Linked DNA regions of Mus musculus: region 1 is linked to region 2. The links are chromatin contacts, found by Hi-C or POLR2A ChIA-PET in ENCODE. All regions are on one chromosome and are shown on one strand. The core of a region is the stretch at or near the end of the contact, and the rest is flanking DNA. Distances in the headings are between cores, read along the strand shown. Region 1 holds the start of Anxa5 (annexin A5). Region 2 holds the start of Mccc1os (methylcrotonoyl-Coenzyme A carboxylase 1 (alpha), opposite strand).

Region 1 (3,427 bases), core at 197-2,696, 480 kb after region 2:
GTCAGTCACATTGGCAAGATTAAATTAGTTTCATTCAGGATGAAAGCTTTGTTGTTTTGTTTGTTGAGGCCGCCTGTTAAAGCCAAGGCCCTTGATGACCAAAGATGATCTTTCACTCCTGATCCTCCTGCCTCTACCTCCCAAGATGTGGGATTCCAGGTATAACCACTTTGCCTCAGGGCGGAATATTTTAGGTATGATAACTTCTTCACATGACCAGCTTTGAAAAATTACTACATACGCTGGGCGGTGGTGGTGAAGGCTTTTAGTTCTAGCCCTCAGCAGAGGCAGTCTGTGAGTTCGAGGCCAGCCAAGGCAACACAGAGGAACCCTAGCTTGGAAAACAAAACAAAACAAAACAAAAATCAACTTTTCTTTGCTACAGTCTTGAAAAATACTAAGAGATCTCCTAAAACAATGACAACAACAAAAACCTATTCGGAAGTCAACTTCTGAAAGAATCCCAAGGCAAATTCAATTCAGAACTCGTTTTGCCAGTTCATTACTTTGGAAACCCAGCTTTTTGGTTCACTGCCTTTAGCAGAAAAAGAGAAAGAAAAGGCACAGTCGGTTCCTGTTAAATAAGTTGCGCCTTGCGCTGGAAAAAGCTCCCCTGAAGCACCATGGAGATTGCCCACGCACACCCAGTATTCAAACACAGGAAACTGCGGGAAAAATAAAAAAATAGGGGAAGCCAAAGGGCGTTCTCCTCACATGACCAAGAGAACTGTTCCTGCTCCGGATCTAATTTTGGCAACTCTGGATTTGGGGCGGCCTGATTCACATGCACCGGGGAGAAACACCGGCTGGTTCCGGACACTCCGGGGCGAGGGAGAAAACAGGAGAGCGCACACGGAGGGGGACACCCAAGAGGTCACAGAGAGGACACAGAGCGGGACACAGATGGGAAAGGCGAAAACCAAGAGACTGCGAAGGCAGCTGCCTTCAGAGAGGGTCCCGATCGCCCTGGTCGCGGTCACACGGCTTACCATGATGCTGTCGGTCAGGAGTGGACTGGAGCTGCAGGGAGAGGGGAAAAGAGAGACAGGGTCACTGGAGCTCTGGTCCCCTGACCCCAAAAGGGCCCTGAGCCCTTGGTGGAGGAGTCGCTCCCGGGACTACGGCCACTTACCAGGCAGTAGAGCGCAGGCTGCGGGTGAGAGCAGGACCGATGCACACGCCAAAGGACAAGGCAGTACTCTTCACAACTCCGTGCAACGGAAACGCCCTGGGCAGCCCAGCCTAGCCCGACCTGGCCCCGCCACGCCACGCCCCTGCCAAGATCACACACCCACCAGGGTCCCGCCCCCAGAGACGCTGCACTATAAGCCCCGCCTTGTCCCAGGCAGCTGCCACATCCCTGGATACGGTACTTTCCTCAGACAAGGCCACCCCCCTACCATGGCCACCTCCCTAATTAGGTCCCAGCCCGGGCCGCGCCCCCATCAGGACACGCCCTGCCACGTCCTAGCCTCTATGCTCCTGCGCCTGCGTGGGGCTTTTCGCTCACTCTTCGCTACGCTGGAGGCGCTGCAGGCCCAGGGGTCTGGGTGTGTCTAGAGAGTTAGGGACTGTCACAGCGGCACCTCACAGCGTCTTGCACCGCACTCTAAGCATGGGACAGTGAGGACCTTTTCCAGACTGCTTTCCAAGTGTTTCGTGCTAGTGTTTGCCTCTGGATGTCCGTGTAGCTGATGGGCAGCTCTTTTAAGAGCTGTACCTGGCAGTGTCAAAGCCTCAGAGCGGAAATGGTTTCACTTCCAAACTCAGCCTGTAACTTCAAAGACCCCAGGTGCAAGGTGACTAAGATGGAGCTTCCCCGCCCCCCCCCCGCCCGCCCCCAGGCCTAAAGACGCTGCAAAAGGATCGCGGATGTTCTAGAAGGATCAAAATCAGGTTTTTGAGCAAGAAGAAGCTAACCGAGGGTGGGGGTTGGGGGAGCCTTGCCACATGCTGAGTCTGGCCCTGATAGGTAGACTGATGGTTTTCTGGAAAAGCAGACAAAACTGCCGCTGAGGAGGGGAAGCCTGCCATTTTCCCTTGTGTACCCTTGTCCTATTGCTTTTCCTGTTCATGCGCCCCCTTCTCTGGGGACCTAGCCGCTCCCACAGCCTTAGACATTCCAGCACCTCTCCCAGGGAATTGTAATTTCTAGACTACTTTGGTTTTTGTTTTGTTTTGTTTTGTTTGCCTACACTAAGGGATCCTCTCACTTGACCCTTCAAGTACGGTTATGACTTCGATGCAACCATTTCCCTGCCTCCTCGCCCCCGCATTCCTTTAAGGCCCACCTATCTCTCAGTCGCTCACACTTATCTACTTTCTTTCTACTAGCATCTCCTTCAGTCTTTGACCTAAGTATTTTTTTTTCTTACATCTACTCAACTCCGTGTCCTCCTTCTCTGGAGTTAAGACCGCAGAAGCCTGTTTAACAGTGCTGTGGAAAACTGCCTTACGGCTGGCAGTGACTAGTGATCCGCCCTGCAGCCAAGGAGTAACATAAATTATTAGACCCAGACCTTTGATCTTCCCCAGCAAATGTTGCCTTTACATCCTATTACAATTAGCTTATTCACCTGGACCCCAGTCTGGAGGAGCAAGCTGACTTTCCGTGTTGAAAGGCAGAGCTCATGCATGAGAGGGCAGAGGAACACTATTTCCCAAGAAGGCTTTTCAGAAGCCTTTCCTACTAGAGGGAAGGAAGCCTGACTGAATGCTATTGAGTGTTCTGAGCACCTAGGAGACATTCATAAAATGGCCTACCTTAATATTCTAAATATAGCGTAGCACTGAGGAGAGGGCACACTGTGAAAGAAAGCACGAGATGCTGTAACTTGGTTTCTTACAAGCAATAGAATTTTATTTCTCAGCTGTTTGGAAGCTGGAAAATTCAAGATCAAGGCTCTGCACATTCAGGGTCTGGTGAGGGTCGGCTTCCTCAGAGAACCTCATCTCACTGAAGCATCACATGGCACAAGATGCTCACTGGCCTCTGAAGCCTCCTTTATCAGGGCATTACTCCCAATCACAAAGTGGAATGTCCATAATTTAACGCTTCTTAAAAGCAATCCTATGATCTTGGAAGCTGGGTTTTCAGCATATCAGTCTGGGAGTGATTCACCAGATGACATCTTCAGAACGGTGTCTGGAGCCACTATGCTAACAGCCTGTGGATGTGTTGTCCAAGAACTTAAAAGCAGAGACTCTGGAGATTCATAACATTAGATGCCCTTCCATTATTTTTATTCAAAACATTTGTATTTAACAAAAAATAAAAAAGCTAATCAACTTCCCAACAGGAGACTAGACTGTGGATCTTGGATAAATAATTACAATATGTCATAGGACTCTTTCAGAAAGAATGCTTTGGTCTTTAAAGGGCTAGCCAGGCCTAAGGGTGTAGGCCTATTGATGTAGCTGCTTAGGA
Region 2 (3,324 bases), core at 127-2,626:
GGTCGCTTGACATTGGGGTTACTCGATCTCTTTTTCATTAATACCCTCCCAATGAGAAAACTTATACAGCAAGGAATAAGCTTTACAAATAGATGAATTTGAGTTTTAGAGGACCACAAACATGCTAGCCAAGTGCTTAACCTACAGCTCCCATTCCATACGAGGCAATCTTGAAGATACTGCCCGGTTTTAAAGTATACAATTTTCCCAAACAAGACCACGGTTATATAGAGACTTATGAGCTTAGTTCCTTCATGAAGCATAAAGATCACAGGCTACATTAGATATTATATGACTGCAACAATATGCATATACCCTTTACATGCAACTATGCAACCAGCAGGACTAGTATCTCCCAAGGGTCATGTGAGGAACACCGGAGGCTTAGCATCCTGGGAGGCACACTTTCTCAGATGCTGTCACTCTGGAGCCAACTGGGAAAACATCCATCTTTGGCGGGAGAGCTCTGCTTGATGGCTTCTTCAGAGACTGGTGCTCTTACAAATCTTTCCAATTCAGCCCACCCCACATTCTTGCTCTTCAAGGAGGAAAACTTAACTTTCCTGGTCTTTTAAAGGAATTTTTCAGCTTGGAGCATTGTTTTCCCCTCTGACCTCTCCAGGTAAGTTAGGGTTTAAGGCTTTTCCAGTCCTGCCTAAGAAATCACAGCTTTGTCATGTATCCAACCTGGGACCACTGATAGCCTAAAATGTTTTTTTTTTTTTTTTTCCTCTCAGCTAGTGAAGACTGAGTCAGGCAGTCAGACACACTCCTTAAGTGCAATCCTTTATCTTGACAATGTTCTGATTTCTCTATCCCATTTTTCAAAGCTCTTTTTGCTACATCTCAAAACATTTAAACATGACGAGTAAATTGCCTGCCAGGAGATAATTCACCAATTAAGACAGCCGCTATTCTCATGGGTAGAGTCTGACTAATCAAATTCTTTTCTCTGAGGTATTAGAGGAATCATGGCTGGTAAAAAGAAAGAAAAAAGAAAAGGTAAAATTCTCATGCTGGTAAGAGTTTTAATTTTAAAAACTATTAGCAGGATGACAGCTATAACTAAGCCTTGAGAGGAGAATGACTCTGTGGTATTCTTGGGAACCTAAGGAAATTCACAGGAAGAAAAACAGCACTAATACAACTTTCACCATCTTTCTTATTTAAAATATAGGGTGAAGACCTACATTTTAGTATTCACCGAAAATCCAGGGCATCGACCACTGTTTGTTGAATGGACCATGATGTGTTTAAATTTTTATCCACGTGTTGATTTGGACATACGAGGGGGTTAGTATCGTCTTTATATTACCTCTGCTAGATACAAGTATCATCACCTCCAAGCAGAAGAAACTGAAGCACGGATATTAGGTAACTCGACCAAGGTCACAGGTAAGCTGGGAACCCAACCTTCTGCAGGCAGTTCTTGCCCTTGGGCCAGTACGTTTTTCAGAATGCGAGGAGGTGATGATTATGGTGAAGTAATCTATCTACATGACTTGGGGTTTTCACTGTTGTCAAAGCGTGGAGCTTCGTTTCCAAAAGGATCCGGGGTAGTCATCTGCCAGCTTTGTTCAAACTTGTGAACAAGAGCGTTCGACAAAACTCACCCCTCATTAATTTGACTCTTCCCAGCAATGGGAAAGGTCTCTAGAAATCCTTCTCTGAACTGCACTCAAAATGAGGGAGCTAAGCTGAAAGCGACTTTGGGAAAGGGGTCCTGGTGCAAGCCTCTAGCTACGTATGCCATCTTCGGTTGCAGCACCGTGCGGGGTGCCCAGATCAGAAACCAGCCAAGGTGGCAGAGTCTGTAGGAAGAGCCAAAGACTGAAGTGGGACAGCGCCTACCAAAACTACACACAGGCACTTAAAGGGCTGCTCTCACGTGACCCAGCGCCTCGCATCCGGGCCGCGCACGGACCGGCAGTACCCCTGAGTCACCTCGGCTGCAGCAGCAGGATCGGGACCCGTCGCAACTGGTTCCTGTCCACCGCAGCCAACAACGCCGCCGCCGCCATCTCCGCGCTGTTCTGCTGGATTCCAAAAGCTGCTTGGCTTATTCTTGAAAGCGTCCCTCCCTGCGCAAGCTTCTTGTCCCCGATCCGCCACCGTAGCTCCGAAGAGCAAGTAGGCGTCTCCGCAAGAGCCAATCACAAAACTGGGTGTTTCAAGGTACCGATTGGCTGATTGGACCATGTGCCTGGGGGGTGGGGAGTGAACTGTGAGGGGCTGGGCTCCATCTGGAGGGGCGGGGCCAGGTTTTTTTTTTTTTCTTTTTTTTTTTTTTTAGCACAGAGCATGAGAGGAAAATGCACAGCCCCTCAAACCACCACTCAAGCAAAATGCAAGCTTTCTCACTAAACATCAGGAAAAAGGGGCAGTGGAAACTGCGTGGCAGGAAACAAAGACACAGTAAAAGCTATGTGTAGGTATTTGATACAGCTGAGGCAGAGCTCATATGGGGGAGAAAAACACAGTAAGTGAAACAGCCAATCGAAGGGTTATAAGTGCAAAAACTAAATGGGACGTAGTGGCGCATATTTGCAATCCCAGAAGCTGAAGCAGAAGGATTGTAGTAAGTGACAGGATTGACTAGACAGTGAGTCCCAGGCCAGCCTGAGCAATACGTTGAGGCTGTCCCTCAAAAACCAAAATAAATAAGATATGAAAAACAAACATAAATGCAGAAGGAAAACAAATGTAAAGAGGAATAAATTAGTGAAATCAGAAAACTAACACCAAAGGACAAATAAATCCAGGAACTAAGAAAATAATTAGAAATAAGGGGACACAAGTGGAAGCAGGAACATCAGGAGTTCAAGCCCATCCTAACCTGCAGACCAAGTTCGAGACCAGTCTGGGCTAGTAGTCCTGCACCTGTCTTTAAAATCTAAGATGTTTTCTTGAAAGATTCGAACTTTTAGAAAGTCTGGATACAAATTGGCTTGCTTGTGTATTTTCGAGAAGGTTCCTACTTATCTGGCCCATTGGCCAGCAAAAGAGAACCCATCCCTCTGGAGTTCACCAGAAATGAATTCCTTCCTTCAGGAAGGATATCTTATATTGAGTAAGTTTAGACTTTTATCGGTAGAGTCATCACATAGTTTCAAAACGTCCCTGGGAGTACTTGCCACTGGCTTTGTTTGTGTGGCTGGATATCTTTTTTTCCTACAGAGTTATAAGAACTCTAGTTATAGAGGTTAATATTTCCTCAGGTTTTCATTTAGTTGTTTACTTTTACGCTGTTTCAGGTGTGAAGAGTTCCATATTAAAAAAAAAAAAAAAAAAAAAAAACCACACACTGTTTTCTGGGCGTGGGGA

What was found. A loop is a pair of places that touch in the nucleus more often than their neighbours do. ChIA-PET counts read pairs that join two places held with the same protein, here RNA polymerase II (POLR2A).
Region 1: a map of heart shows a loop between it and region 2 (2.2-fold over the local background). The contact joins the promoter of Anxa5 here to the promoter of Mccc1os in region 2. A Hi-C loop is called at or near these places in 2 of 37 maps with a recorded cell type or tissue (T-helper 1 cell and heart). POLR2A ChIA-PET finds 5 or more read pairs at or near these places in 1 of 5 experiments (embryonic stem cell).

The regions. Positions count from the first base shown.
Region 1 is chr3:36,474,441-36,477,867 of GRCm38, forward strand. It overlaps Anxa5 (annexin A5), which reads right to left and starts at 1,447. Exons shown (of 13, transcript NM_009673.2): 1 at 1,133-1,447; 2 at 990-1,020. The coding sequence starts at 992. 1810062G17Rik (RIKEN cDNA 1810062G17 gene) reads left to right here and starts at 1,497. Exons shown (of 3, transcript NM_028183.1): 1 at 1,497-1,799. The coding sequence starts at 1,695. Mir7009 (microRNA 7009) reads right to left here and starts at 1,084; the gene lies at 1,021-1,084.
Region 2 is chr3:35,998,537-36,001,860 of GRCm38, forward strand. Mccc1os (methylcrotonoyl-Coenzyme A carboxylase 1 (alpha), opposite strand) reads left to right here and starts at 1,377. Exons shown (of 3, transcript NR_029456.1): 1 at 1,377-2,175. It overlaps Mccc1 (methylcrotonoyl-Coenzyme A carboxylase 1 (alpha)), which reads right to left and starts at 2,142. Exons shown (of 19, transcript NM_023644.4): 1 at 1,945-2,142. The coding sequence starts at 2,021.